2 separate regions of the Homo sapiens genome follow, and region 2 is linked to region 1. The links are chromatin contacts, found by Hi-C in ENCODE. All regions are on one chromosome and are shown on one strand. The core of a region is the stretch at or near the end of the contact, and the rest is flanking DNA. Distances in the headings are between cores, read along the strand shown.

What was found. Hi-C counts contacts between places; a loop is a spot of excess contacts on that map. Pooled maps may share reads with other maps.
Region 2: a loop to region 1 is called in a map of upper lobe of right lung, with 4 times the contacts of the local background. The contact joins two enhancer-like sites. A Hi-C loop is called at or near these places in 1 of 168 maps with a recorded cell type or tissue (upper lobe of right lung), 5 of 37 single-sample maps with no recorded cell type and 2 of 50 pooled maps.

The regions. Positions count from the first base shown.
Region 1 is chr4:40,447,778-40,450,580 of GRCh38, forward strand. All of the region lies in intron 3 of RBM47 (RNA binding motif protein 47), which reads right to left. Among named protein-coding and RNA genes, the nearest start is that of RBM47-AS1, 23 kb to the left of the region's middle. Within about 2 kb of position 1,299, at least 8 of the 41 ENCODE cell types and tissues checked have a DNase peak (open chromatin) inside an H3K27ac peak, as active enhancers do.
Region 2 is chr4:40,730,266-40,733,161 of GRCh38, forward strand. No RefSeq gene overlaps it. Among named protein-coding and RNA genes, the nearest start is that of NSUN7, 18 kb to the right of the region's middle. Within about 2 kb of position 1,611, at least 12 of the 41 ENCODE cell types and tissues checked have a DNase peak (open chromatin) inside an H3K27ac peak, as active enhancers do.

The sequences.
Region 1 (2,803 bases), core at 49-2,548:
AGGCGGGTGGATCACAAGGTCAGGAGATCGAGACCATCCTGGCTAACACAGTGAAACCCCATCTCTACTAAAAATACAAAAAAATTAGCCGGGCATGGTGGCAGGCGCCTGTAGTCCCAGTTACTCTGGAGGCCGAGGCAGGAGAATGGCGTGAACCCGGGAGGTGGAGCTTGCAGTGAGCCGAGATCGTGCCACTGCACTCCAGCCCGGGTGACAAAGAGAGACTCCGTCTCAAAAAAATAAAAATAAAAAAATAAAAAAACAAAACAAGTAGCCAGGCATGGTGGCGGGTGCCTGTAATCTCAGCTACTCGGGAGGCTGAGGTAGAGAATTGCTTGAACCCGGGAGGCAGAGGTTGCAGTGAGCCGAGACTGCGCCACTGCACTCCAGCCTGGGTGACAGAGTGAGACTCCATCTCAAAATAAATAAATAAATAAATAAGACTACAAGTTAACTTTGGTTCACAGCTCTTGGAGTGTGACTGTGAGAGTGTGTGTGTGTGAGTGTGAGTGTGTGTGTTTGAGTGTGTGTGTGTGTTTGAGATGAGTATGCAATTTGGAATTCTTGGGAGAGCTTTATTTGCTGACCAACTGACAAATTGCAATTTGAAGCTATATACAGTGGGGTACAGTGTCTTCCAATCACTACCTGGAATTTAATTCAGTGGAGGGTTTTAAAATGTGTTGATCCAAGAGATAATTCTATCTCTGTGGTTAGATTTCTATTTTGATGTTCCTTATTCATACCATAAAATTTTGTCCTAATAATCACGTCTTAAGCATGACCTAACACACACAATGCACATAAGAGCAAAGGCTTTGGAGTCAGAGATCTAAGTTCAAGTCATGACTGTGCCACTTACTAGCTGTGTCTCCTCAGGCAAATCACCTTAGTTCCATTTCCACATCTCTAAGATGGTTCTAGTAACAGCACCAGGACTAAGTGACATTTGGCAATGTGTGGCACACAATTTGTTTAAAAAGTTTGGCAATTATTATTATTACTTTAAAGAATGCCACTTAAAAGCCATAGTTTGTGTTTTAGAGAGGAGTCTCTCACAAAAGTTCAGAATAACCTCATGGTTTACAGAAAAATTATTTGATTATTTGGTAAAGGAAGATGTTGCCCCAAACTTGGGGTGAAGGAGGGGGTGGGGTAGGAAATCAGAGAGAAAAACAGTTTCTGCAAAAGGTTTCCAAGATTTGGCCTTACCCTGAGCATTTATCTTACTGCCTTGGTCCAAGTTACCACCACCCAGTAGAATAAACATTGGAGAGGACACGCCCACTCTCGGGCAGGCCCCTGGCACCAGGATGTTTCTATTACCTCAGAGTTTGAAAGTGGAAAAGGAGTTCCACTCAAAATGGAGGCAGAACATGGAATTTACTTGGGAGGTCAAACAATAAGCCGAAGACTTTGAAACACGGGCTCTTTTTTTCTATCACAGGCAGGGACCTCTTGCTACTGAAAAGCATGGCCCTTGGGGCACATAAACATCTCTCCTTGACTCTCCTTTCTTTAGGTAAAATCCTGGGAGGTTGAAGATACAAGGGAATAATGACATTCCGGGCCATGCCTTCTGCCCACCCCTCGCTCATCTGAGAAAGCGTTCATTCATAATGGGTCTTAATTGTGTTGATGATTGTACAGATTTTGTTATGTCAAAGCACATCATTCAATGAATGCTTGTGTATGATAAACAGATGCAAAGCCAAGAGGCTCAATTTTCCCAGACGTTTCTATCAACACACACCTGAGAATGCGGCCTTTTGCTGTGGGTTCTCAGGGAGGCCTGCTGTGTACTACAAGACGGCTGAAGCCACCCTCCCGAAAGGGGTGGAGTGGGGAGATTTTCTGCAGGGGTTTGGCAGCACACAAATACCAGTTAGGAAACTATTATCTTGTTCCCTTTATTTATTTAGACGGAATCTCATTCTGTCGCCCAGGCTGGAGTGCAGTGGCGCCATCTCAGCTCACTGAAGCCTCCACCGCCCGGGTTCAAGTGATTCTCCTGCCTCAGCCTCCGGAGTAGTTAGGACTACAGGCATGCACCACCACGCCCAGCTAAGTTTTGTACTTTTTTTAGTAGAGATGAGGATTCACCATGTTGGCCAGCCTGGTCTCGAACTCCTGGCCTCAAATGATCCGCCTGCCTTGGCCTCCTAAAGTGCTGGTTTTATAGGTGTGAGCCACCGCACCTGGCCTTGTTCCCTTTAAATAAGCATTACTTACACTTTGTCTCTAAAGGTTGATGGGGTAATGCTGAAACCAACAAAAATGAAACTCACAAATTCAGCACACATATGCCTCCCGGGCCAACGTTTTTCCAATCCATGAACAAACAGTAGGAGGGACTTCTAGTTTCACTCCTTACCTTGGCTCCTTTGACCTAAGCCTTTGAGGGATCTGGCAAGGAACAGAAAGGCCGACTGGCAGACACCAGAAAGGAAAAGGAAGGAGAAGCCACAGTGGCTTCTATCATTTAACACTAGCTTGAATTCATACAGTGTTTTGCAATTTATAAAATTCTTTCAGGCTGGGCAAGGTGGCTAACGCCTATAATTCCAGCACTTTGGGAGGCTGAGGCGGCCTGATCACCTGAGTTGAGGAGTTTGAGACCAGCCTGGCCAACATAGTGAAACTCTGTCTCTACTGAAAAAAAAAAAATATAAAACTTAGCCAGGCGTGGTGGCATGCACCTGTAGTCCCAGCTATTTGGGAGGCTGAGGCAGAAGAATTGCTTGAACCTGGGAGGCGGAGGTTGCAGTGAGCCAAGATCGCACCAATGCACTCCAGCCTGGGT
Region 2 (2,896 bases), core at 361-2,860, 280 kb after region 1:
TTTACAGTGAGCTGAGACTGCATCACTGCACTCTAGCCTGGGTGACAGAGCGGACTTTGTCTCAAAAAAAAAAAAAAAAAAAAGAAGAAGAGGAGGCAAAAGAAGAAGGAAGGGAAAGAGAAGGGAGAGAAAGAAGAAGTTAAGAAAGAGAAAAGGAGAAACAAGAGGAAGAGAGAAGATGAAAAGAAAGGAAAAAAGTGGTAGTAGAAGAAAAAGGGGAAGAATAAACTGCTACCACCGCACAAAGTGTTTATGGTGGTATTATAGAAGGAATGCAATTAAAGAAGAAGAACTAATATTTGGCAAGAATTGACTTTACCCAAAGAATTGCAGTGGGGAGGAAAATATAATGGTAAAATCAACATAGATATGTGATAAAGGAAGATGCATAATTCGCATTAGACAATAAACTTTTTTTTTTTTTTTTTAAAGACAGAGTTTCGCTCTTGTTGCCCAGGCTGGAGTGCAGTGGTGTGATCTCGGCTCACTGCAACCTCCGCCTCCTGTGTTCAAGCGATTCTCCTGCCTCAGCCTCCTAAGTAGCTGGGATTACAGGCGTGTGCTACCATGCCTGACTAGTTTTTGTATTTTTAGTAGAGATGGGGTTTCACCATGTTGGCCAGGCTGGTCTCGAACTCCTGACCTCAAGTGATCTGCCCACCTTGGCCTCCCAAAGTGTTGGGATTACAGGAGTGAGCCACCACACCCAGCCAGACAAAAAACTCATTCCCTGCTTCCCCAGGTCCACAGACTTTCAGGTTTAGAAGGGGTCAAATTAATCATTTTCTCACATCAGCCATATCAGATGCTTGAATCCAGGGTTTGGCAAACTTTTTCTGAAAAGGGTCACATAGTAAATATCTTAGGCTTTGAGTGGCACAGTCTCTGCTCCATTATGCCACTGTAACACAATATGCTAAAAAAAAATTGTATGATTGTGTGGTAATAAAACTTAATTTACAAAAACAGGTGGTGGGCCAGGTGTGGCCCGTGGACTGTAGTTTGCAGACTCCTACTTGTATATGCCCTGTAATATTCCAACAATGCTGATAACCTCTGTTAGCATTTGCTGCAATAGAGAAACTCACCACTTTTCAAGGAAAACTATTCCATCTTTGCATAACTTTGATTATAGAAAGCCATTCTTTACACATTGAGTCAAAATCTGTTTCTCATGTTATTGTAATATTAGGTATTTGCTGTTTGTCTCTTTGTGTTTAAGTCACTATAATCTAGTGGTTTTGTTTTTTGTTTTCTTCTATTTTTTAAAACATTTTTGAGGAAGTTTTTTTTTTTTTTTTAAAGACAACTTCTGCTTCCAGTCAAGATGGAGCAACAGGGACCTGATTTACCCTCCCACCTGAAATAACCAAAAAACTGGACAAAATATTAAGAAACAACAGCATTCAAGATATTGACACTAGGCAACTGAGGACAGTGATCCCTGAAAGATGGAAACAAATGAGGTGTAACTATAATTATCTCCAGCTAAATGTGTAGAGAATATTTTCAGGCCCCAGCACACTGGGAGCCCAAGTGGAGACCGGCAGTGTCTCTGGGTCGAGGACATTCAGTTGCAAGTCCAGGACAGCCAAGTACAGGATCAGAAAGCTGTGCAGAGAGACAGTTCTGGAGGTGTGCCAAGGGTCCACTTTAGTCTCCGGTTGAGTATTAATTAACGCGTATGTGTGAGGAAGTTACCCAAGGTCAGGGAAAGAACCACGTGAAAGGATTAAACAGAAGAGGAAACAGTTGTTGGAGCTCACAAAAGGCCAGAGAGTCCCTATTCCTACCAACCACAGTAGAAAGCCTCACAATTCACAGAAATGGGTTAGAACACTGAAGAATCTTGCCTCATTTGTGGCAGGAAATTATTCAAACAATCTACTTCTGTTAATGCACCTCTTTCTATATGTCCCTGTTCATAACATCATAGCCAAGCCTCAGCTCTAAAGCTTATTCACACATGCTGTCATTTAACCAGGTCCTATTTGTTTTTTATTTTAATGGTTAAGCTTTTCCATTGATGTCTTTCTTTATAGTGTTGATTATCATGTTCATTATTGTGCTGAGCAGCCCACTGTACCTGATTTTTTTTTTTGAGATGGAGTCTCCCTCTGTCGCCCAGGCTGGAGTGCAGTGGCGCGATCTCGGTTCACTGCAACCTCTGCCTCCCGGGTTCAAGTGATTCTCCTGTCTCAGCCTTCTGAATAACTGGGATTACAGGCACGCGCCACCACCCCTGGCTAATTATTTTTTTTTGTATTTTATTTTTAGTAGAGCTGGGGTTTCGCCATGTTGGCCAGGCTGCTCTCCAACTCCTGACCTCAGGTGATCCACTCGCCTCGGCCTCCCAAAGTGCTGGGTTTACAGGCATGAGCCACCGTGCCCAGCCTGTATCTGAAGTATTATTTGTAGGAATAATCTGAGGCCTAGATGAAAAACATCTTCCTCCAAAGAAGATCTGCATTTGTTTTTACCATGCTCCTTGGGGGCACAACCAACATAAGACCAACTGGTCCAAGATTTGAGATTCCCAAACCCACAAAGAAAATCTACACGAGGTCTCATTTACTTAGGGTTCACCCCAACCCTAAGGATGCAGCCCTGTGGGCCCCCAGCTTAAGATTGTGAAGGTCTGATTAGACTTTGCATCTTCTATAGACCTGGTGCTTTCATTTCTCACCTCCTTACCTCCTTTCTCACCTCATGACAAGTTCATCTCAATGAAGGTTCCCATTTGCTGGGACTCACAAATCCCCTCAGGGCAAAAGCAGATTCTGTGCCCTTATCACCTTTCTGGTTCTCCTGGTTTAGCTTCAGTTTTGCCTTTCAATTCCTCACCATGTTGTCAGCTTTACAAAGTTTCTTTTCTTTTCTTTTCTTTTCTTTTCTT